Linked DNA regions of Homo sapiens: all the other regions are linked to region 1. The links are chromatin loops, found by intact Hi-C in ENCODE. Cell type or tissue: Caco-2. All regions are shown on one strand.

What was found. Peaks named below come from ENCODE experiments on the same cell type or tissue, not always from the same donor. Only the 100,000 strongest peaks of a DNase experiment are listed, where the experiment ranks them.
Region 2: it touches region 1 in a loop (11-fold over the local background); 2 of 110 quality-filtered maps call a loop at or near these places.
Region 3: a loop joins it to region 1, with 3 times the contacts of the local background. A loop is called at or near these places in 2 of 110 quality-filtered maps.

Annotation. Positions count from the first base shown.
Region 1 is chr20:51,906,696-51,914,695 of GRCh38, reverse strand. No RefSeq gene overlaps it. Among named protein-coding and RNA genes, the nearest start is that of LINC01429, 48 kb to the right of the region's middle. RefSeq lists a silencer at 7,228-7,404. In Caco-2, no CTCF peak of the experiment used is centred here; a DNase peak (open chromatin) is centred at 3,895; H3K4me3 peaks cover 240 bases.
Region 2 is chr20:51,653,466-51,661,465 of GRCh38, reverse strand. ATP9A (ATPase phospholipid transporting 9A (putative)) reads left to right here. Exons shown (of 28, transcript NM_006045.3): 14 at 4,316-4,528. Among named protein-coding and RNA genes, the nearest start is that of ATP9A, 110 kb to the left of the region's middle. In Caco-2, no CTCF peak of the experiment used is centred here; no DNase peak of the experiment used is centred here.
Region 3 is chr20:52,027,189-52,035,188 of GRCh38, reverse strand. No RefSeq gene overlaps it. Among named protein-coding and RNA genes, the nearest start is that of ZFP64, 160 kb to the left of the region's middle. In Caco-2, no CTCF peak of the experiment used is centred here; DNase peaks (open chromatin) are centred at 1,718, 3,018, 3,398, 3,778 and 1 weaker place; H3K4me3 peaks cover 487 bases.

The DNA of each region.
Region 1 (8,000 bases):
TTTAATCTGTGTTGACTGGGAGGATTATTTGATTTGAAGAGATCAGCTGAGCCGCCCCACACCGGAAGACCTGCCTCACCAGCCTGCACAATTATGAGATACATAGGTGGTTGTATTAAGCCATTAAGTGTTGAGGTGGTTTGTTATGCAGGAAACAAAGCTCTTTCTCTCTTTCTTTTTTTTTTTTCTTTTTTTCTTTTTTTTGAGACAGGGTCTCACTCTGTCACCCAGGGTGGAGTACAAAGATGCCATCACAGCTCACTACAGCCTCGAACACTTGGACTCAAGCGATCCTCCCACCTCAGCCTCCCAAGTAGCTGGAACTATAGGTGCACACCACCATACCTGGCTAATTTTTATTTTTTTATTTTTTTGCAGAGACAGAGTCTCACTATGTTGCTGAGACTGGTCTCAAACTCCTGGCCTCATCTGTCCTCTTGCCTTGTCCTCCCAATGTGCTAAGATTATAGGCAAAAGCCGCCATACTGGGGCCAAGGGAAAGCTGCCCCCATAGGCAGGATTGGGCTTACTATTTTTTTTTTAATTTAATTTTTTTTTTTTTTGAGACGGAGTTTCGCTCTCGTTGCCCAGGCTGGAGTGCAATGGCGTGATCTCTCTCACCGCAACCTCCACCTCCAGATTCAAGCGATTCTCCTGCCTCAGCCTCCCGAGTAGCTGGGATTACAGGCATGTGCCACCACGCCTGGCTAATTATGCATTTTTAGTAGAAACAGGGTTTCACCATGTTAGTCAGGCTGGTCTTGAACTTCTGACCTCAGGTGATCCACCTGTCTCAGCCTCCCAAAGTGTTGGGATTACAGGCGTGAGCCACCGCGCCCGGCAGACTTTCTAATCAGCACTCCCCATTTCTCCTATTGCAGAGAAGGAAGCAGATGCCCTACAAAGCCCATGTATAGTCACCCAACAAAATGTACTGGACGACTGCCATGCACCAGCCATTGGAGTAAGCACAAACATGTACAGCCCCTGACTTTGAGTATTCGAATAGATGGTAGTAGTCAAGTAGACAGATATTAAATCATTCAGCAAATAATGCTTGAGCTCTGCCATGTGCTAGACATTATTCCAGACAGGAGATAGAGCAATGAATGAAGAAAGCCCCTAATCTCATGGTGCTCACATGGGGTGGGGGCTGGGGGGTGGTAAGGGAAAGGAGATAATCAACAAAATTATCTAAGTAAAATGTATAATGTGTTAGATAGTGGTAAATGCTATGGATTTAAAAAAAAGTAGAGAGAGGAACCAGTGCTGATGGGTAAGGATTGTCATTTTATATCCGGAGGTCAGTGAAGGTCACAGAGAAGGTGATTTTTTTTTTTTTTTTTTTTAGACTTGAGTCTCACTCTATCGCCCAGGCTGGAGTGCAATGGCGTGATCTCGGCTCACTGCAATCTCTGCCTCCTGTGTTCAAGCGATTCTCCCACCTCAGCCTCCCGAATAGCTGGGATTACAGGTGCGTGCCACCACGCCCAGTTATTTTTTGTATTGTTAGTAGAGACAGGGTTTCACCATGTTGTCCAGGCTGGTCTTGAACTCCTGACCTCAAGTGATCTGCCCACCTTGGCCTCCCAAAGTGCTGAGATTACAGGCATGAGCCACCTCACCCCAATGAAGGTGATTTGAAGGAAGGACAGAGCAAGGGAGGAGAGGGGCATGGAATATGGGGGAATTGCCCCAGACCGAGGGCACAGCCAGTGCCAAGGTCCAAAGGCAGAGCCTCCTGGGGGACTCGTGGAGCAGTAAGGAGGCTGGTGTGGCTGGAGGAGCCAGCCAGGGGGGAGAAAGTAGGGTAGCTGTGGTCAGGAGTCAAGGGAGGCAGAGATTGTGGGGATTCGGGCGTCAGCTGAGACTGCACGTGAGCTATGTAGTCCAGCCTGCACTTCCGTGGCATCACTCAGCCTGCTGTGTGAAGAACAGGGCATGGGGCAGGAGGCAGCTGGGGAGTTAGCACCACGTCCCGATTTGGACCACGATGGGAGCAGTGGGGATGGAGAGAAGGGTCTGATTCCGAATCCGTTTTAACGATGAAGATGGATGGCTGGGTTGGATGGGAAAGCAGAGAAATCGAAAAGTCAAAGAAATCTCCTGTTTTTTTGTTTATTTGTTTGTCCGTTGTTTTGCCAGTGGTGGGATAGAGTTGCCAGGAGCCAAGCAGGTGAATCCTGTAAGAATGCAGATTTGAGGTTGACCAGGAGTTTGGTGGGGGTTTTTTGTTTGTTTGTTTTGAAATGGAGTCTCTTCTGTCACCCAGACTGGAGTGCAGTGGTGCAATCTCAGCTCACTGCCACCTCCGCCTCCTGGGTTCAAGCAATTCTTCTGCCTCAGCTGCTGAGTAGCTGGGACTCCAGGCACGCGCCACCACAGCCAGCTTGCTTATTTATTTATTTGTTTATTTATTTATTTATTTAGACAGAGTTTTGCTCTGTCGCCCAGGCTGGAGTTCAATGGCACGATCTCAGTTCACTGCAACCTCTGCCTCCGGGGTTCAAGCGATTCTGCTGCCTCAGCCTCCTGAGTAGCTGGGATTACAGGTGCCTGCCACTATGCCCGGCTAATTTGTGTATTCTTAGTAGAGACGGGGTTTCACCATGTTAGTCAGGCTGGTCTTGAACTCCTGACTGCATGTGATCCGCCCGCCTCGGCCTCCCAAGCGCTGGGATTATAGGCATGAGACACTGCACCTGGCCTTATTATTTATTTTCTAATACATTGTTAGGAAAGACAGTCAGACTTTAAGAAAATGGATCAACTCAGGAGAAAACGAAGGGAAGAGCTGAGAGACTAAGCCTGGGGTAAGAGGCTAGTGAGATGGCAGGAGAAGGGCAAGGAGCTGAGACTGGACCTCCCGTCCTTCTTTTCTCTTGCTCCCAACCTCACTCTTCCTGCTTTCCTTGGTCTCCCCAGCATCACCTGCCACCCCGTTCATTTCCATGGCCAAACCACCCCTGGGGAAAAAACACAGGAACACAAGCTCTGCCTCACAGCCATAATACAATAAAAAGCTAAAACAACCACAGCTCCCATTTATTGAGAATTCTCCTGGAAGTACAATATACACACACCCACACATCTATATATAAATACACACACACACATATCTATATATAAACACACACACACAATTACATGTGCAATATATACATATGCAACATGTGTACACGCGTATGTATACACACATGTATACCCTTAAAACAACCCTATGAGGTGGGGACTATTATTAGCCCCATTTTAGAAATGAGGACATCAGGTACAGAAATGTTAAGGAACTTGCCCAAGGCCAAGGTGGAGGAGGCCTGGGTTTAGACCCAGACAATCATATTCTAGATTCTACCTGCTTAACCATGATGCGATATGTTGGAAGGGTTTTAGATGGGTGAGGAACATCCTTAGAAAGCATTCTAAACAAGTGCCCATTTGATTTAGGGTATTTATGCATCTGGGACTATCTCAAGCCATAAGTTCTTCTGATTTCATAGTTTTTCAAATACCAAAAAACACTGTACCAACAAAAATGTTGGTATTGTAGTTTTCAAAGAATAGTGCCTTATTAAAAGGGATATTAAAATCTCAAAAAGTAGCTTTGCAGTGAGTAATGGCTAATGACAAATAAATTTTAAAAGGAAATGAGGGTGGCTGTTTGAGTAAATACAGTCCTAGACAAGGGGTGTGTCGAGAGCAGGATTGGAATTCCACAGAAGTCTTTTCAGCGTGGCTGTACAAGAAAAGGAGTCCTTAGCCTGCTATTTTATGTTTGATCATGTCCTCTTGTTAATAAACTTGCTGTGCTCCTATTTGGCAAGCTCCTGGCTATGCTGTAAAAAGGCATTGTCCCCAGAACGTATTTAAATTTCAAATGCATGCCCAATAAAACCGAGCCCAGCGCTGGTTAAATTCTCTGCATAACTCAAGGGGTTATTTCATTTCACTCCTGCTCTTAGGAGTTCTGCAATTGGGTTTTGTCCACCAGCCCCTGCCCCCAAGCCTGTCTTTCTTTCTCTCTGCAATCTGCTAGCGGCAATTAGCCTCAAAGATATACCTTTGTGCTCTGGTTTGGTTTAAAAAGGCATTAATCTTGGTTATAGGGAGAACACTCTATGCTAATGTGTGTTTTATTTTCAGCAAGTCTTATTGATCTGCACTTTCAATTCTTCCTTATTAATGTCCAGCAGCCCAACTTTTAAAGGGTCAAATTTCAAAGAGACTACATCCTCTCCTTGGGAAGTACTCCCCCCTCATATTTCTGGAAATGCAAGTAGAGTATCTGGCCCCTAATCTATATGCATGGATTGAGTCATAGAAGGCTAGAGGGTGCTGGTTCCGGCCCTGGAAGCTAAGGATATCCAAAGGAGAATTTCTAAAAGTCGTCACTGAACTTTTATAGAACGCTAAGAAAAAAAAGAAAACAGAAAATCACCTCTGAATTTGCAAATCTCTCTCTTTTGTTTTGGGACTATCTAAATGTAACTTTTCAATAGTTGCCTACCCCAAATGGTTTTCTCCTGCTATTTGTGGAAATTCCAAAGTTAGCCATTAGTCATTGGTGGCTATTGTTAATGACAGTAATATAAACTGAAGAGGAAAAAGATGATTCCAACCTCTAAACTTAAATTTTTAAAATACATTTCTTGTTTTGGAGTAATTTTAATTTCACCAAAAAGTTACAAAGACATTGTATTAAGAGTTCACACATACTCTCTACTCAATTTCCCCAGATTTTGACATCTTACATACCACGGTAACTGAGAAATGAACATTAGTAAAATACCGTTAACTGACCTCTAGACTTTATTTGGATTTTACTGATTTTTCCACTAATGTCTTGTTCCTGTTCTAGGATCTAAGATGCCACATTGCATTTTTAGTGGTTTCCTTTTTTCAAATCTTATTTTGGTTTTATTTCCGTTGACCTCCCCAGGATACCCCTCCCTCCTTCCCTCCTTTTTTTGGCCATTCAATAAAAAATCACAGAAACGTCGGCCGGGCACAGTGGCTCATGCCTGTAATCCCAGCACTTTGGGAAGCCAAGGCAGGTGGATTGCTTGAGGCCAGGAGTTCGAGACAAGCCTGGCCAACATGGCAAAACCCCGTCTCTACTAAAAATACAAAAATTAACTGGGTGTGGTGGTGCATGCCTGTAATCCCAGCTACTCGGGAGGTTGAGGCACAAGAATCACTTGAACCTGGGAGGCAGAGGTTGCAGTGAGCCGAGAATTGCACTACTGCACTCCAACCTGGGCAACAGAGTGAAACTCTGTCTCCAAAAAAAAAAAAAAGTCTCTTAAATAAAACCTTATTGTAAATTAATACGTATGTATTCTATAAGATGTTGGACAAGGTAAGTAAACAATAAAAATCACTCAATGATGGCTCACGCCTGTAATCCCAGCACTTTGGGATGCTGAGTCGGGTGGATGGCCCGAGGTCAGGAGTTCGAGACCAGCCTGGCCAACATAGTGAAACCCCATGACTACTAAAAATACAAAAAATTAGCTGGGCATGGTGGCACATTCCTGTAATCCCAGCTACTTGGGAGGCTGAGGCAGGAGAATCACTTGAACCCGGGAGGCAGAGATTGTAGTGAGCCCAGACTGCGCCATTGCACTGGAGCCTGGGCAACAAGAACAAAATTCTGTCTCAAAAAAAAAAAAAAAAAAAAAATCAGTCAGAATCTTATCCAAAAATGACAAGTATTATCTTTCTTTTCTTTTTTCTTTTTCTTTTTTTTTTTTTGAGACGGAGTCTCGCTCTGTCGCCCAGGCTGGAGTGCAGTGGCGCGATCTCGGCTCACTGCAAGCTCCACCTCCCGGGTTCATGCATTCTGCTGCCTCAGCCTCCCGAGTAGCTGGGACCACAGGCGCCCGCCACCACGCCTGGCTAATTTTTTTGTATTTTTTTAGTAGAGACAGGGTTTCACCATGTTAGCCAGGATGGTCTGGATCTCCTGACCTCATGATCTGCCTGCCTTGGCCTCCCAAAGTGCTGGGATTACAGGCATGAGCCACTGCGCCCAGCCACCAGTATTATCTTTCTATCCAATTTCCTATGTATAAAAGTAGCTATCCATCCTTCCAATTTCCTATGCATAAGAAAGACATGTGCATGTCTTTTACAAAAATGGCATCTTTTTTTTTTTTTTGAGTCTGAGTTTCACTCTTGTTGCCCAGTCTGGAGTGCAATGGCACGATTTCCCAATCTGAAGTACAACGGCTGCAACCTCCGCCTCCCGGGTTCAAGCAATTCTCCTGCCTCAGCCTCCTGTGTAGCTGGGATTACAGACATGCACCACCACACCCAGCTAATTTTTGTATTTTTAGTAGAGACAAAATTTCTCCATGTTGATCAGGCTGGTCTCGAACTCCTGACCTCAGGCGATCCACCTGCCTCAGCCTCCCAAAGTGCTGGGATTACAGGTGTAAGCCACTGTACCCGGGCATGGCATCATTTTTAATATATGTTTGGAAATTGGGTTTTTATCATATTAAAATATATATAACATAAATTTTAGCATTTCAACCATTTTAAAGTGTACAGTTTACTGGCATTAAATACATTCACAGTGTTATGCGTTGGTAACTGATTTTTAAAATTATTTCATAATCTTTTAATATCCCTGTTTTTCTGCACTTGCTAGATTATAAACTCTATAACAGTAGGACTTTTTTTTTTTTTTTTTTTTTTTTTTGAGATTGGGTCTCACTCTGTCACCCAAGCTGGAGTGCAGTAGCACAGTTGTAGCTCACTGCAGCCTCAAATTCCTGGGTTGAAGCCATCCTCCTACCACAACCTCTGGAGTATCAGGGACCACAGGCACACGCCACCACGCCTGGATAATTTTTCTATTTTTTTTGTAGAGACAGGGTCTCACTGTGTTGCCAGGGCTGGCCTCAAATTCCTGGGGTCAAGCAATCCTCCTGTCTTGGCCGCCCCCCACAAATTCTGGGATTACAAGCATGAGCCACCACACTCAGTCAAGGTAGGATTTTCAGACAAATAACTTTATTCCCATACCCCGATCAAAAATCTTGTCTACATGCATAAAACCTGTATAATTATTTACTTTATATTTTCCTTTAAAGCAACTCAAATTTCTACTTAGCCTAACCTTATATAATTGTCTTTTTGAAGTTATAGGCTTGATAAACTAGACATTCTTCTAATATGAATTAATGCAAATACATAACTACACAATTCAAATGTTCATCTACGTTTCGTCTTATATCATCTTGTGTACAACCAGCTCTGTGTGTACCACATTTTGGCAAACCAACTTTTTAATGTTTTTTTTTTTTTTTTTGGCTCTGTTGCCCAGGCTGGAGTACAGTGGCATGATCTCGGCTCACCACAACCTCCGCCTCCCAGGTTCAAGAGATTCTCCTGCCTCAGCCTCTCGAGTAGCTGGAACTACAGGCATGCGCCACCACACCTGGCTAATTTTTGTATTTTTAGTAGAGACAGGGTTTCACTATGTTGGCCAGGCTGGTCTTGAACTCCTGACCTCATGATCCACTCACCTCGGCCTCCCAAAGTGCCGGGATTATAGGCATGAGCCACTATGCCCAGCAGCAAACCAAGTTCTATAGCATCATATTTCATGGCTAAATAGATTTTAGATTTTTAAATTATTGACTTTATATATGTATGTACGTTCTATGAGTTTTAACATACTTTCAGAGTTGTGTAACCACCACTACAATAAGAATACAAAACAGTTCAAATGCCTCCTGCTGCCTCTTTGTAGACTTCTCTTATCTAGACAAACTGTGATTTCCCACAGTTGCTTCCTAGTTTTCTCTTTGATGATAAACTTGCTTCCTTTCAGTATTGTTGTGTTTGAAGCCATCTGGGATAGCTTGTAATCAATCTGGGATTTTTAAGCACTACTGTAAATCCTCACACAGACATAATTCTCTGTCTCCCTGAGATTTTATGCATTTATAAGGAAGTCATGATTCTTGTTACTGAGCACAACTGAAGACAGA
Region 2 (8,000 bases), 250 kb after region 1:
CTTGAGCCCAGAAGGTTGAGGCTGCAGTGAGCTGTGATCATGCCTCTTCACTCCAGCCTGGGCAACAGAGTGAGACCCTGTCTCAAAAAAAAAAAAAAGTGTATTTCAGTCAATTGCAACCCATTCCTAATATCCATTAATAGTATGAATGCCCATATGTGGTGAAGTTTTAACTGCATTTGGAAAGAAAACTGGCATTCCTGGTGACTCAACGTTTAATTTTTGTATTAATCTTTTCTGTAATAACAGGCTGGAGTTCTTGTCAGGAAATGGCCCTAGCTGTGGATTACTAATGGGAAAGGGAAGCCTATTTTCCCTGCCTTGGTGTCTCATTTATTGGCTGGGATGCTATAAATGACTCAGGGGCTTTATAGGATTCGAGACACCCGCCCAGGGGCCCAAGTCAGGGCCCTTTGTATTTGGAGATCTTAATTCCTCTCCCAATAGTGACCTGTGCTTGGTTCTGAAGTCACTTCTGACCTCGTGTGGAGCTGTTCTGCCCTCCCTCCCTCCATAAGGGGACCAGTGGTTTTTCCCCAGGGCAAAAAGAGTCATAACCTGCCTCTGTGGATGCCACATCTGTTTTTGTTTTCCCCTGGTATTTTTTAAGTAAGAAGAAATGTGTGTAGGTTAAAGGGCCTATGGGGAGGAGGTTAGAGATAAACACTGTACAATGTGAAACTCTTCCATATGGGGAATGTGAGGATGTTTGAAGGCCAGGCCTAAGACAGGCATCATCCAAACACAGCCCCTGGTCAGTTTCAGTGCCTTAAGGATGTATGCGCATGACCATTTGGTGTGCAAATGAGACTTTATTTAACAATTAAAAGAAGCAGTTTCAGCACCAATGAGTATTTCCTCTCCTTCCTGGAACATTTTAGTAGGAAAGGTGGGAAAGTATTAATTTAAGAGAGAAAGATATGTGGGTGGAGGCATTGAACCTGTGGCCTGTGATGTTGGTCAGGCTATCATAGTAGTCTTCTAATTCATTCGTTGTCAGATGGTCTCCTGAGTGAGGCCTTTGTCAACATCTGACCGTCTGTGGTTCTCTTTTTGCCTTGCTTGGGAATTGTTTCACCTGGAATACAAAATCCCATGGCTCTGTGTTATCCCATGTTTGAAATATTAGTGGAAGCATTTGACTTTTGTAGATATGAAAGCAGATTGCTTTACAAAATCCAGAAGTTCATGAAGGATGCCCTCAGTACAGCTTTTCATTTAAATCCGTGGATACTGAAACTTGCCAACCACAGTAATTACTTTGTCAAAGGTCTTGTTATTGCGCCTAATGTTAAATAACGATTTGGTCCAGGTGCTGAGGAATGCGGACAGAAATGAAGACACGTGTTCGTGGCTAGAACCTAAATTATAGAATTTTTTAAAAAAAGGGTTCTCGATTTAGTCTCTCCAATAGAGAACCTTTCTGTAAATCTTTTCTTTATAATTTTAGAGTTAAATTCTTTATAATTAAAAGCACTCGGCAAATAATGATTCATTTAAACCGGAGTTCTGATTCATTACTCTAATTATTGTTACCATGCAGTGCCCTTTGGCCTGGAAGTGAAACTCGTGTGCTCCTGACACCAGAGGTTAACAGAGCAGGAAGGCAGAGCGCTGTGTCCCCGCAGTGACCAGAATAATTTAGTAATTGTCTAATTACCTGAGGAGTCTAATGCTAATACTAAAAATAGTATTAAAAAATTAAGTGAAAGTCATTTTCTTGTTTCTTGTAACCCATCTGTTCTCTATTTTGGGCAATCGGGTGTCATGGGTGTAAAGTGCGACTCATTTTAAAGGATCAGATCACTTCTCTCCTGTTGGATAAATATGTTTTTAATAGAATGTAGAATCTGGTAACTCCATACACATTTCTAGCCTCCACAATTCAGTTGGCTGTGGATTCAGTAAGACTGTTGTAGGTGACCCCTTGTCTAAATCTGTGATTTAAAATCTGAAACTGATGTCGATTTCATAGTTGTTACTTCTTGAAAATGAAAAAAAATGCATGTCAATTGAGGACTCCCTACCACCACCTTGGGACTATTAAGTTATTAATTTAATTGTTCAGCAAATATCTGTTACATACCAGACACTGCCCTGGATACTAGGAATACAGTGATGAGTAACTCACTCAGGTGAGCCTTCTGTTTCTATGGTCTAATGAGAGGGAACCGTCAGGTAAATAGGCCAATTTAGACAATGAAGAGAGTAACACACAGGGTGTTGCCAAAATGTGACTTGCAACGGGAAGGCAAGTGGAGTGCCATGAACTGGGGGGCCCAGGAAGAGCCTCTTTGAGGAGGTAAAGTTGAATTGAGGCCTGAATGATGAGACTGAGCAAGCCAGCCCTGCAGTGAGCTGGGGGATGGGGTTCCAGGCAGAGGGCACAGCAAGTGCAGAGGCCCTCAGGCAGGAAGAAGCTTGGCAGTGCCCAAAGAACAGAAAGGCCAGCATGGCTGGAGCAGAGGGAACGGGAGGAAGATGGCATGAGGGACAGCTGGAGATGCAGGCAGGTGTTGATCAGATGCGAGGGCATTTGGCTTGTGTTCAACAATGAGCCTTCCCCCCCCCCCCCCCGCCAGTGGTCTTAATTTTCATTATATTCTAAAGCAGTAGAACCCTTTCTTCAAAGGAAGCCTAGGTGGGGGTCGGGCACGGTGGCTCACACCTGTAATCCCGGCACTTTGGGAGGCCGAGGCAGGCGGATCGCTTGAGGTCAGGAGTTCGAGACCAGCCTGGCCAACATGGTGAAACCCCATCTCTACTAAAAATACAAGAATTAGCAGGGCTTGGTGGCGGGCGCCTGTAATGCCAGCTACTCGGGAGGCTGAGGCAGGAGAATCACTTGAACCCAGGAGGCGGAGATTGCAGTGAGCTGAGATCATGCCACTGCACTCCAGCCTGGGTGACAGAGTGAGACTCATGTCTCAAAAAAAAAAAAAAAAAAAAGGAAGCATAGGTGGCACCCGATGTGTGACAGAGGAACGGAGCTGCAGGCTGCATCTCCCATCCTGCTGCAGTTGGTGGTGCTGAGCGGGTTTCTCAGGATTCCTGGGGCTCAGTGTGGAGCATGGATTGAAAACCACCTCTAGTTCACTCCTCTCCTGCCTCAGCCTCCCGAGTAGCTGGGATTACAGTGCCACCACACCCAGCTAATTTTTGTATTTTTGTAGAGACAGGGTTTTACCATGTTCGGCAGGCTGGTCTTGAACTCCTGACCTCAAGTGATCCACCCGCCTTGGCCTCCCAAAGTGCTGGTATTACAGGCGTGAGCCACCGTGCCCGGCCACTCCTCTCGTTGACAGGAAACAGCCTCAGAGGACAGACACCACTTGCTGCAGGTGTCCTAGCTGCTTGCCACCCATCCAAGAATAAGGCTTAGCTTTGGTTACCCTTCAGTGCTCTTTTTACCATGTTGCTCAAAACCATTTTTCCAAGACTTAACCCATTCCTGGCCTTTCAGGGGCTGAGCTGTGTTGCCAGTTGGAAAGGAAGGGATGGAGAAGGCCAGTTGTATGCCATGGAGCTGCCTCTCAGGCAAGAGCTGGGGTCTAAAGTCAGCCTGCAAGGCAAAACTTGAGCACAGTTACCATTACACCCGAAAGTCTAGCTTCAGTGGGGAGCCAGGTGCCGTTTTGCAGTGAGTCCCATCCGGCCAAGGTTTCCTCTGGCTGTTCCTGACGCCTTGCTGGACTGCCCTGGATTGCTTGTTGCTGATGGTTGTTACTTGCATACGGTACCAGATGAGGTTGTTGCCTTCTGTTGTAAACCAAGAAGATTGTGAGCTTAAACAGTGGTTCTAAGCCGAGGGTGATTTTGGCCTCTATTGGACATTTGGTGACATATCTTGTCACAACTAGGGGAGTGCTGCTGGCGTCCAGCGCATCTGGTGGCTGGAGGACAGGGATGCTGCTGAACACCCTATATAATGTCCCCCAACATAGGAGTACCCAAGTGGGGAAGCCCTGCTCTGAACTACCGGGATCCCTTTCAGTGCAGTGGGGTCCTCATTCTGTCAAAAGCCCCCGACACCACCCCAGGGAGGATAGATTCACTCAATCTGCAGGTAGAATCGTTCTCGTTCATTAAATTGTATTTTTTTTCCTCTGTCTCTTTTTCTTTTTTTTTTGCCGAGCATAAATGACAAACCCTGAAAATTGCATGTCATTTATTTGCAGCATCATTGTAGATATATCTAAGGGTTCTGTGTGTTGGAACAGTAGAAAAAAGAAACAATAGCTGCACGGCTGTTCTTCCACTCTCCAAATCATTCCTGCCTCTGGTCATCTTCCTTGTTCATTTCTCCTTCCTGTAGCAATCCCAGGACCCACCGGCTCAGAAGGGCCCAACGCTCACCACTAAGGTCCGGCGGACCATGAGCAGCCGCGTGCACGAAGCCGTGAAGGCCATCGCGCTCTGCCACAACGTGACTCCCGTGTATGAGTCCAACGGTGTGACTGATCAGGCTGAGGCCGAGAAGCAGTACGAAGACTCCTGCCGCGTATACCAGGCATCCAGCCCCGATGAGGTAAACCTGGGCAGGTGCAGCAAGGCATGGGGAGGCCCTGCTTGTTTTCTCTGTGCTGGAATTAGGCGTTTTCTAAGGAAGCAATGTGTCAGGGCAGACAGGAGCCAGGATGATGCAGGGCTGCTGGGAAACACATTTTCAAATACAAGAAAGAAACGCCTTTCCTCTAAAAAGAATAGCCTTGGACTTGAGGTATAGTCTGAATTAGGAAAGTTAGAGATTTTGTTTTGTAACTCAAAAGGCCAGCATAACAGGGCACAAGGTCCCATTTAAACCACATACTTTAAAAAAGATGTAAATAATTAAGATCTTAATTAAGATAAACTCCACATTCCATACAGTCTACCTATTTAAAGTATGACTTTTTTATTTTATTTTTTTCCCCGAGATACAGTCTCACTCTTTTGCCCAGGCTGGAGTGCAGTGGCGTGATCTCGGCTCACTACAACCACCCACTCTGGGGTTCGAGCGATTCTCCTGCCTCAGCCTCCTGAATAGCTGGGATTACAGGCACCCACCACCATGCCCGGCTAATTTTTTGTATTTTTAGTAGAGATGGGGTTTCACCATGTTGGCCAAGCTGGTCTTGAACTCCTGACCTCAGGTGATCCACTGGCCTTGGCCTCCCACAGTGTTGGGATTACAGGCGTGAGTCACTGCGTTGGTGAGTATGGCTTCTTAATATAGTTAGTATATTTTGGGATTTTTTTTTTTTTTTGCAACCATCATCACAATCAAATTAGGATATTTTTATCACCCCAAAGGAAATTCTATACCCACTTTCCTGCTGTACTCCCTTGTCTTCCTCATTCCTCCAGCCCTAAAGCACCCACTAATCTACTTTCTACCTCTATAGATTTGCCTATGACAGACACTCCAAACATCTGGAACCATACAATAGGTGGCCTTTTGTGATTGGCCTGTTTTACTTAGTGTGATGTTTTCAAGATTCATCCATGCATATTCACTCATCAATGCTTCATTCCTTTTTATCACTGAATAATAATCTGTTTATGGATATATTACATTTTATTTATCCATTCATCAATTAATGCACATTTGGATTTTTTTTTTTGTCTATATAGATAATGCTGCTATGGACAATTGTGTACAAGTATTTGAGTGGGTGTAGATTTCTGTTTCTCTTGGGTATATACCTAGGAGTGGGTTGGCAATGTCATATGGTGACTCTATAGTTAACCTTTTGAGGAGCTGTCTGTCTGTTTTCCAAAAGTGGCTGCGCTATTTTACGTATCTACCAGCAACGTATGACAGTTTCCGTTTCTCCACATCTCGGTCAATCCTTGTTACTGTCAGTTGTTTGGATTCTGGACGTTCTAGTCAGTGTGGAGCGGTATCTCATTGTGGTTTTGATTTGTATTTTCCGGATGGCCCCTGATGTTGAGCGTCTTTTCGTATGCTTATTGGCCATTTGTTTATCTTCTTTGGAAAAATGTCTATCCATATCCTTTATCCATTTTCACTTTGTCTGTTTTTCTTTTTGTTGTTGAGGTGTTGTTTGTTTGTTTTTGTTTTGCTCTGTCACTCAGGTTGGAGTGCAGTGGCACGATCTTCCCGGCTCCATCTCCCAGAGTGCTGGGATTTTAGGTGTGAGCCACAGCGCCCGGCCACCTTTCAATATCTTTTAATTTACTTTTTAAAACGTGAATTTTCCTATTGATATAGTTTGTATCCTCCTTTTTTCACTTACTATTTTATCATTTCTGTTTTCTAATCATCTTGAATATTATTGAAAGCATTCTTTAAGAATTGCTACCTATGCATATACCCTAATATCCTAACTATTCTCATAATTGGAACTTCTCATACTGTAGGAACTTAGGTTATTCCTAATTTTTAGCAATGATATTTATAAGTATTTTGCAATGAACATCCTTACACCTTATAATTCTAGAAGTGGCGTGATTGGGTTTATGAATTCAAGAGATACTTTTGAGTAGACTAACACTGTGATATTAGTGCTAACAAGACAGCCCCAGGCCCCTAGGGAGGAGGCTTGTGTGACACAGTATAGTGTGTGACTTACTCCCGGGATCCAGCTCCACACTTGGGCAGTTACTTATGCTTGCTGTGCCTCCAGATCTGTGCCATGGAACCCCCACAGTGGGGCTGTTGTGAAGCCCCAAGTAGGCAGTCAGTATATCTTGTGGGTCAAATTGAATGAGTATTTTATTTTTAGAGATGGGGTCTTGCTATGTTGCCCAGGCTGGAGTAGTGCAGCGGCTCTTGATAGGTGCAATCATGGCTCACTGCAGCCCTGAACTCGTGGGTATGAGCCATCCTCCCACCTCAGCCTCCTGAGTAGTCAGGACTACAGGCGTGTGCCACCATGCCCGGCTTTAAATGAGCATAAGGCTCATGGTAACTATGGCCAGAGTGCTTCCCAGAATTTTTTTTTTTTTTTAAACATTTAACTCTTGTACCAACATTGGGAGGAATCCCAATTTTTTTTTTAACCCATTTTAGGAAGAATGGGGCTCCTAAAGTTCTGGACCAATTTGCAAGTATCAGTGAGCCTGCGGTTCCTGGCGGTTGGGGGATGGCACAATGAACATCTTTCCCAAAGTTCACAAATGGAAGAACGCTTGAGTGTCATCTTCTGTGTCCTGGTGCTTCTTTCTCCCTTTTTTGGGCAGTGGAATTTGTCACCTGGGAGACTCCTCCTTCCAGCCTGCAGGGTGTTTGTGGAATAGCTCAAGCTATAAAACCCAGTTCATCCGTGACTGTTGACATTTGAACCAGGCTTTTTAGGAGTGAAAAATGTTGTACACCCCTGGCTACCTTCTGAGATGGGAATTGTGTGCAGAAAGAGAGAGGGGGAGGGAGGGTAGGTTTGGGTGATTGTCCTGATCTACTTGGACTTGTGCCATAGTAAGTGACAATTTCAGGTTTATCATCATTTCTTCTTTCTGTGGCTTGGCAGGTTTAGTCTGTTTTTCCCTTTGGGAATGATACTGTGGAATAGCGATGTCAGAGAGGGCCATATTTTTGGTAGCTATGGACTTGGAACCAGTAACCTGTGGGTATTTGATGGAATTCAAATTTATTTTATTTTATTTGAGCTCCTGACCTCAAGTGATCCTTCAGCCTCCCATAGTGCTGGGACTACAGGCGTGAGCCACCGTGCCAGGCCTTTTTTTTTTGCTCTGTCGCCCAGGCTGGAGTGCAGTGGTATGATCTCGGCTCACTGCAACCTCCACCTTCCGGGTTCAAGCGATTCTCATGCCTCAGCTTCCCAAGTAGTTGGGATTACAGAAGTGCGCCACCATGCCTGGCAAATTTTTGTATTTTTAGTAGAGACAGGGTTTTCCCCATGTTAGCCAGGCTGGTCTCAAACTCCTGAGCTTAAGTGATCTCTCTGCCTCAGCCTCCTAAAGTGCTGGGGTTACAGGCGTAACCACCGCACCCAGCGGAATTCAAATTTGAGCAAGCTCCAGATGCTGATGATCTG
Region 3 (8,000 bases), 120 kb before region 1:
AAAAGGAGTACGTGAACATTGCAAAAAACTTATAAAATACATATATAAGGAAAGAAAAAAATTAACCACTACCCCACCACCCAGAGATAACCACTGACTGTTAAGATCTTGGTGTTATTGAGGTCAGGAGTTCAAGACCAGCCTGGCCAACATGGCAAAACCCCATCTCCACTAAAAAATACAAAAAATTAGCTGGGTGTGGTGGCGGGTGCCTGTAATCTCAGATACTCGGGAGGCTAAGGCAGGAGAATTGCTTGAATCTGGGAGGCAGAGGTTGCAGTGAGCCAAGATCGTGCCACTGCACTCAGCCCGGACAACAGAGCGAGACTCTATCTCAGAAGAAAAAGGGAAATAATCATGATCTTGTAGGACTGTCATAAGGATCACATAAGCTAACACATGTAAACAGCTGATGCATGGTCTGGCATATGTTAGCTTTAGCTATGATTTTGCCAGATTGTTTTTTAATTATGTGCAACAATTAATCGTTAAAATAGCCGGCTATTTCAGTTGCTTTCTATTTTTCGCTGGTTTACATAAAAGTGCAGTGAGCTTATATAGGTAAAATTTTGTGGCCGGGCCCGGTGGCTAACACCTGTAATTCCAGCACTTTTGGAGGCTGAGGCGGGTGGATCATGAGGTCAGGAGTTCAAGACCAGCCCAGCCAAGATGGTGAAACCCTATCTCTACTAAAAATACAAAAAAAAATTAGCCAGGCTTGGTGGCGGATGCCTGTAATCTCAGCTACTCGGGAGGCTGAGGCAGAGAATTGCTTGAACCCAGGAGGTGGAGGTTGCAGTGAGCAGAGATTGTGCCACTGCACTCCAGCCCGGGCAACAGAGCAAGACTCTGTCTCAAAAAAAAAAAAAAAAAACTTTCTGCATATCCTCAATTATTCTCTTAGGGAAAAATATTCGTGATGATTGGTCATAAGCTTCTCTCCCCAATCAAGCTGTTTCTCTTATTATATAATGATTTCTTCTGCTTTGTTTTTCTATCACCAAATGTCTCATATCTCATAGATCGTACGAACAGCCCTCAAGCAATAGTTGTTGAATGAATAAATATATAAATAATGAGAAGCATACTTTATTTTCCTAGTATAAGCTTGTGTTAGTCCGTTTTCACGCTGCTAATAAAGACATACCCGAGACTGGGCAATTTACTAAAGAAAGAGGTTTAATGACTTAGACTTCCACATGGCTGGGGAGGCCTCACAATCATGGCAGACGGCAAGCAGGAGCAAGTCATATCTTACGTGGATGGTGGCAGGCAAAGAGATTGGTCAGGAAAACTCCCCTCATTATACCATCAGGTCTCATGAGACTCACTGTCACAAGAACAGCATGGGAAAGACCTGCCCCCATGATTCAAGTACCTCCCACCGGGTCCCTCCCACAACGCGTGGGAATTCAAGATGAAATTTGGGTGGGGACACAGCCAAACCATAGCAAAGCTGACGTATTAATATGCTCTGCCGTCAGTGTTTCATAAATGGCACATGGTGGGAACCTATGGGAGAGGCTGCCCTTTACCTTAGTTAGCCATTCTTTTCTTCCCTATAAACAGAAACCCTTACTGTTAACAGGATTCTTTGCTGTCCAGAATAAAGACTACATTTCCCAGCTTCCCTTACAACTAGGTATGGTCATGTGACTGTTCTGAAAAATGAGATGTAAATGCATGTGTCACAGGCGACTTCCCAATAACAGCCTTAGGGAAGGAGTGGGGTCTATCTGCTGCCCCTCCTCTTTACTGCTAGGTAAATGTTGACGTGCTCTCCGGAGCTCATGCTTCCATATTGAACCACAGTGAAAACTACAAGTTGAGAATAGTAGAACAGATAGAACGAGCCCCAGTTCCTGATAATCATGAAATCACCATATTGGCTCTGTACTGCCTATAGATATGCAAGAAAAATAAACTTCTCTCTGTGTTTAAACCACTGTTACTTTAAGTTTTCTATCTTTCCTAGCCAGACCTAATCCTAACTGATTTGGGGCTCAATAACTTTTTGTTGACTGATGGAATGGATAGTGTATGCATAGATTCTATAGGTTTGCATTTTGCAAAGCATTTTCTCAAGCATTAATTTGTTTAATTTGGTAAAAGTAAAAAACTACTTTCCCAATCCTATAACTTCTAAAACCTACTAGCCTCTGATATTTTCTGTAATGTGATATGTCATGTAGGATGCATTTGTGCACAAAGGTAACACAATATGGCTTGGACAAAGACGTTTAATTGTCTCAGAAAACAAAAATCTTGCATCTCCAAAAGATTCAACAGTGTCATCCAGGACAGGGGCACGTCCTATCCTCCACATGACCTTCCTCAGCACTTCACTGATGTCTTACTTCATTGTCCCAGGACAGCTGCCACTGCAACCAATATCATATTCTCTCTCTCTCTTTTTTTTTTTTTGAGACAGAGTCTCTCTCTGTCACCCAGGCTGGAGTGGAGTGGTACAATCTCAGCTCACTGCAACCTCCACCTCCCGGGTTCAAGCAATTCTGCTGCCTCAACCTCCCGAGTAGCTGGAATTACAGGCGTGCACCACCACACCGGGCTTGTTTTTGTATTTTTAGTAGAGACAAGGTTTCACCATGTTGGCCAGGCTGGTCTCAAACTCCTGACCTCAAGTGATCCGCCTGCCTCAGCGTCCCAAAGTGCTGGGATTACAGGTGTGAGCCACCATGCCTGGCCTACAACAAAGTCTTATGCAAAAAGAGCTACAAAGCCTTCACAGGTATGGTGTCTTTTACCAGAATGAAACAGTCCCTCTCCTTAAGGCATAACAAACAACATCTTCCGAAGCCACGCCAAGAAGTGTGTTCAGATCATGTCTTCATTCTTCTGAATTTCAAGTGAAAGAGCTGCCTTCTTGGAACTTTGTAGAAATCTAAGATGTGTACTAGAGCTGCTCAAAGACCTGCCATTTACTTACTGTACTTGTGTTATCAAAGACTCCATAAAATCAAGTGATTTCCTCTGCTTTTGTCCAGGCCGCCAAAGAACGTGGCGCTTAGTCACTTCAGATTCCCTTCTGTCTGTGATCCCCTCTGAGAAATAAAGCCATAAATATGCTGAGTTCTGTTGACATTCACACCGGAAATAGCACAGAGCTCCAAGTATTGTGGTCTCCTTTCCGATTTTATTGCTAAACAGCAAGAAAAACAGCAGAGGGGCTTTCCTGGCGAGTCAGAGAAATGCAACGTGGTTTTTTGTGTGTTTTTTTTTCTCCGCAAGACAGAGGAAACTATCTCTTCACACCATTGCCAAAGCCAAGAGACTTCGAATGAACAGATAGAGCCCAGAGCAGAACAAACACCATTTGATAAAATGCTTAGAGCACGTCTCCCCACACGGGCAGGGACTATGAGCGTCTGAAAAGCAGAGGTCCGGCCTCCCCTCCTCCCCAACTCAAGGTTGAAAATATCAACAACATTCCTGTCCACTGTAATCAAATACTTACGCAAAAAGCTATGGAATGCACAATAATTTGTCAGGCATCCTTTTAGCAGAGTCCACTAGAGCAAACTCTGGTAGGCTTCCTTGACCCTCAGAGACTGTGCCCTTTAACCTTATTTGGGTCTCTTTTATGGGGGCCTTCACTCTGACCAGATGGCTAAACTATCAAAGGGTTTTATGAGTAAAAACTGCTTTCCCAACTCGTAAGTTGTATATTTCTTTCCATGTTAATGTGAACTATCAACCCAGAGGCTTTAAATTGAAAACACAAGAGGTGTCCTGCAGCTGGGGCTCCCCCCGCCATCCCAGCATTGTGTGTGACCACAAGGGTGATGGGTGTTTGCAGAGAAAACAGCTGACACCCAGATGAGGACAATTTCAGCTAAATATTTAAAATGGCCATCAAGAAAGGAATGATTGATTGATTTTTTTTTTTTTTTTTTTTTTTGGTTCAGGCCATGATCTTTTATCAAGCTGCAGGCAAACATGCTTCCTACATAAATCCAAACTGTATCTTTCTTTTCTTCCATCCCATCCTGTGCATCCACTTTTCAGGGAGGCTGGGTGGCAAATTAAACATAATTAGATCAAATTCTGTGGAATCCAAAGTAGAAAAGGATGCTGTCTCTCAATGTTGAATTTCAAGTTAAATAGTCCTGAGACCTTGAATTGGCTGTATGTGTACACTTATAGTTTGTTTTGTATAATTCTTGAAAATTTTCATAAGAAATGATCAGGATGAGTTGATGCAACGAATATTTATGAGTGAAAACCAGGAGGCTGACACTGTTCTAACACTTAGCAGGCTGCGTGAACAAGAGAGCAGACACTTCATTGAGAAAGTGCTTATGTTCTAGTGGAGAGACGAACAACAAAGAACCCCAAAATGGCAGGTGGTAATAAGCAATGGGACAGGACAGTGGGACAGGGGCTAAGTGCATAGATTCTGCATGGTTAGGAAAGACCCCACTGGGGAGGTGATGACAAAGTAAAGATCTGAATGAGAAGAAGGAGAACAACTCAGGAAGATGTGGCTAGCGCTCCCATTAGACATGTAACGTGCAGCCGGGCGCGGTGGCTCATGCCTGTAATCCCAACATTTTGGGAGGCAGAGGCAGGTGGATTGCTTGAATCCAGGGATTTGAGACCAGCATGGGCAACATAGTGAGACCCTGTCTCTACAAAAAAATACAAAAATTAGCCAGGTGTGGTGGTGCACACCTGTAGTCCCAGCTACTCAGGAGGCTGAGCCCAGGAGATAGAGGTTGCAGTGAGCTACGCTTGCCCCAAATGTACTGTACCAGCCTGGGTGGCAGAGTGAGACTCTGTCTCAAAAAAAAAAAAAAAAAAGAAGTAATGTGAGCCATGTCTGTAATGCTAAAATTTTCTAGTAGCCAGATTTTAAAAAGTAAAAGGAAATGTATGGAAATAATTTAATATATTTTATATTTTTAGTTTATTTCTATTATAATTTATTATATATATTTTTATTTTGTTACTTATTTAATAATACTAGATATATATTTCTGAGACAGTGTCTTGTTCTGTCACCCAGGCTGGAGTGCAGTGGCACATTCATATCTCATTTCCACCTCGAACTCCTGGGCCCAAGCAGTCCTCTTGCCTCAGCCTCCTGAGTAGCTAGGACTATAGGCATGAGCCACTGTGCCTGGCCTATTTTATTATATTTAGATCCATATGTACTATTATATTTTCTAGTAGCTATATTTTAAAAGGGTAAAAAGAAATGGGTGAGCCGTATGCAGTGGTGTGAGCCTGTAGTCTCAGAGTTTCTCAGGAGGATGAGGTAGGAGGATGGCTTGAGCCTAGGAGTTTGAATCTACCCTGGGCAACATAATGAGACCCAGTCTTATAATAATATGAAGAAGAAAAGAAGAAGGAGGAGGAGGAAAAGGAGGAGGAGGGGGAGGAGGGGGAGACGGAGGAGGAAGAAAGAAGAAATGGGTAGAAACAATTTTAATATATTTTATTTTTATTTTTATTTTTTATTTTTTCTTCTTTTTTTTGAGACAGAGTTTCAGTCTTGTCACCCAGGCTGGCATGCAATGGCATGGTCTCGGCTCACTGCAACCTCTGCCTCCCAGGTTCAAGCGATTCTCCTGCCTCAGCCTCCCACGTAGCTGGGATTACAGGCATGCACCACCATGCCCAGCTAATTTTTGTATTTTCAGTAGATAGGGTTTCACCATGTTGGCCAGGATGGTCTCAAACTCCTGACATCAGGTGATCCACCTGCCTCAGCCTCCCAAAGTGCTGGGATTACAGGCATAAGCCACCGTGCCTGGCCAATTTTAATACATTTTGTTTGATTTTAATAATATATTTATTTGCATTGTCATCATTTTTATTTATTTTAAATTTTTAATTTTGCTTATTTGTTTATTTAATAATACATTTTATTATATTCAACTCATATGTAGTGTTAAATTTTCTCATAGCCAGTTTTAAAAGATTTTTAAAAAGAACACAGAAAAAACAGGTACAACAAGCCAGGCATGGTGGCACACACCTATAGTCCCAGCTACTCGGGACATTGATGTGAGAACACAAGTTGAGCCCAGGAGTTTGAGGCCAGCCTATGAAATGCAGTGAGACCCTGTCTCTAAATAAATAAATAAAAAGGAAAAAACCAAGTAAAATAATTTTAATAATATCTTTTATTTTTATTTAATCTATTTTTTTCCAAAATATTGTCATTTCAAAATGATTTTCAAAAATGTTTTTTAAAAAGTAGATGAAAGGCCAGGCGCGGTGGCTCAAGCCTGTAATCCCAGCACTTTGGGAGGCCGAGGTGGGCGGATCACGAGGTCAGGAGATCAAGACCATCCTGGCTAACACGGTGAAACCCCATCTCTACTAAAAATACAAAAAATTAGCCGGGTTCGGTGGCGGGCGCCTGTAGTCCCAGCTACTCGGGAGGCTGAGACAGGAGAATGGCGTGAACCCGAGAGGCGGAGCTTGCAGTGAGCCGAGATCCCGCCACTGCACTCCAGCCTGGGTGAAAGAGCGAGACTCCGTCTCAAAAAAAAAAAAAAGTAAATGAAATATTTTACATTCTTCTTTTCATACCAAGTCTTCACAATCGTGTGTATTTTACACCAACAACACACCTCAATCTAGACTGTAAATTCTCACTAGAAGTACTTGATCTGAATTCAGGTTTCATACAGTTGACAGTCACAAAGGTAGATTCCTATATCCCAGTTGTACTAAAGATACTTAAAAGTTTTCTAATAACTGAGTGAAGTTGTTAGATGTTTTCTAATTACTGAGTGAAGTTATTAGATGTTTTCTAACTACTGAGTGAATTTATCAGTTTTGAAGTTTTAATGCAGATTAAGTAAAATGAAAAATCCAGTTCTGGCAGGGCAAGGTGGTTCAGGCCTGTAATCCCAGAACTTTGGGAGGCCGAGGCAGGTGGATTATCTGAGATCAGGAGTTCAAGACCAGCCTGGCCAACATGGGGAAACCCCATCTCTACTAAAAATACAAAAATTAGCCGAGCGTGGTGGCATGTGCCGGTAATCCCAGCTACTCAAGGAGGCTGAGGCAGGAGAATCGCTTGAACCCGGGAGGCGGAGGTTGCAATGAGCCAAGATAGTGCCACTGCATTCTGGGGGAGAGAGCGAGACTCTGCCTCAAAAAAAAATAAAAAATAAAAATCCAGTTCCTCCCATGCACCAGTCACATCTCAAGTGTGGAGTCACCACCTGGGCCATGTGGCGACCTGATGGACAGCAGAAGTCTGGGGAAGGACATCAGAGGCCCAAGAACAACTAGAGCAAGCTCTGGAAGCTGGGAAGAGCTTGGCATATGCCAGGAGCAAAGGGTGGCCAGGAGCTGCAGGGCACCCAGACAGGGAGGAGCGGCAGGGATGGGCTGCCAACACCTTGCATCTCCTTGGATCCACAGGCTGGGTGAAGAGCTCGGATTGACCATACTTGTTAGTCCCCAGTTGGTAAGAGGGATGCAAGACCAGGATAAATTTCTCTGTGATAGCTTGGAGAGTACCGTATCAAGAGGAAAGTAACATGTCCATGACGTAGAACCTAGGAACACACCCTCAGGAATGTCCCAAGGTCATAAGGAAGCTCACGGCATGGCTGGAATGGCAAAATATTGCCAACAGCCTAAATATCCACCAGGCAGGGGAAGGGTAATAGACTGTGATCTGTTCCCAAAAGGATCATCACTGCAATTGAAAAGAATCATATGTGTCAACACGTCATATCTTTTTTTGTTTTGTATTTTGTTTTTTGTGTTTTTTTTGAGGCAGAGTCTTGCTCTGTTGCCCAGGTTGAAGTGCAGTGGTGCAGTCTCAGCTCACTGCAACATCCACCTCTTGGGTTCAAGCGATTCTTCTGCCTCAGCCTCCAGAGTAGCTGGGATTACAAGCACCCACCAGCACGCCTGGCTAATTTTTGTATTTTTAGAGAGGCAGGATTTCACCATGTTGGCCAGGCTGGTCTTAAACTCCTGACCTCAGGTATTTGCCAGCCTCGGCCTCC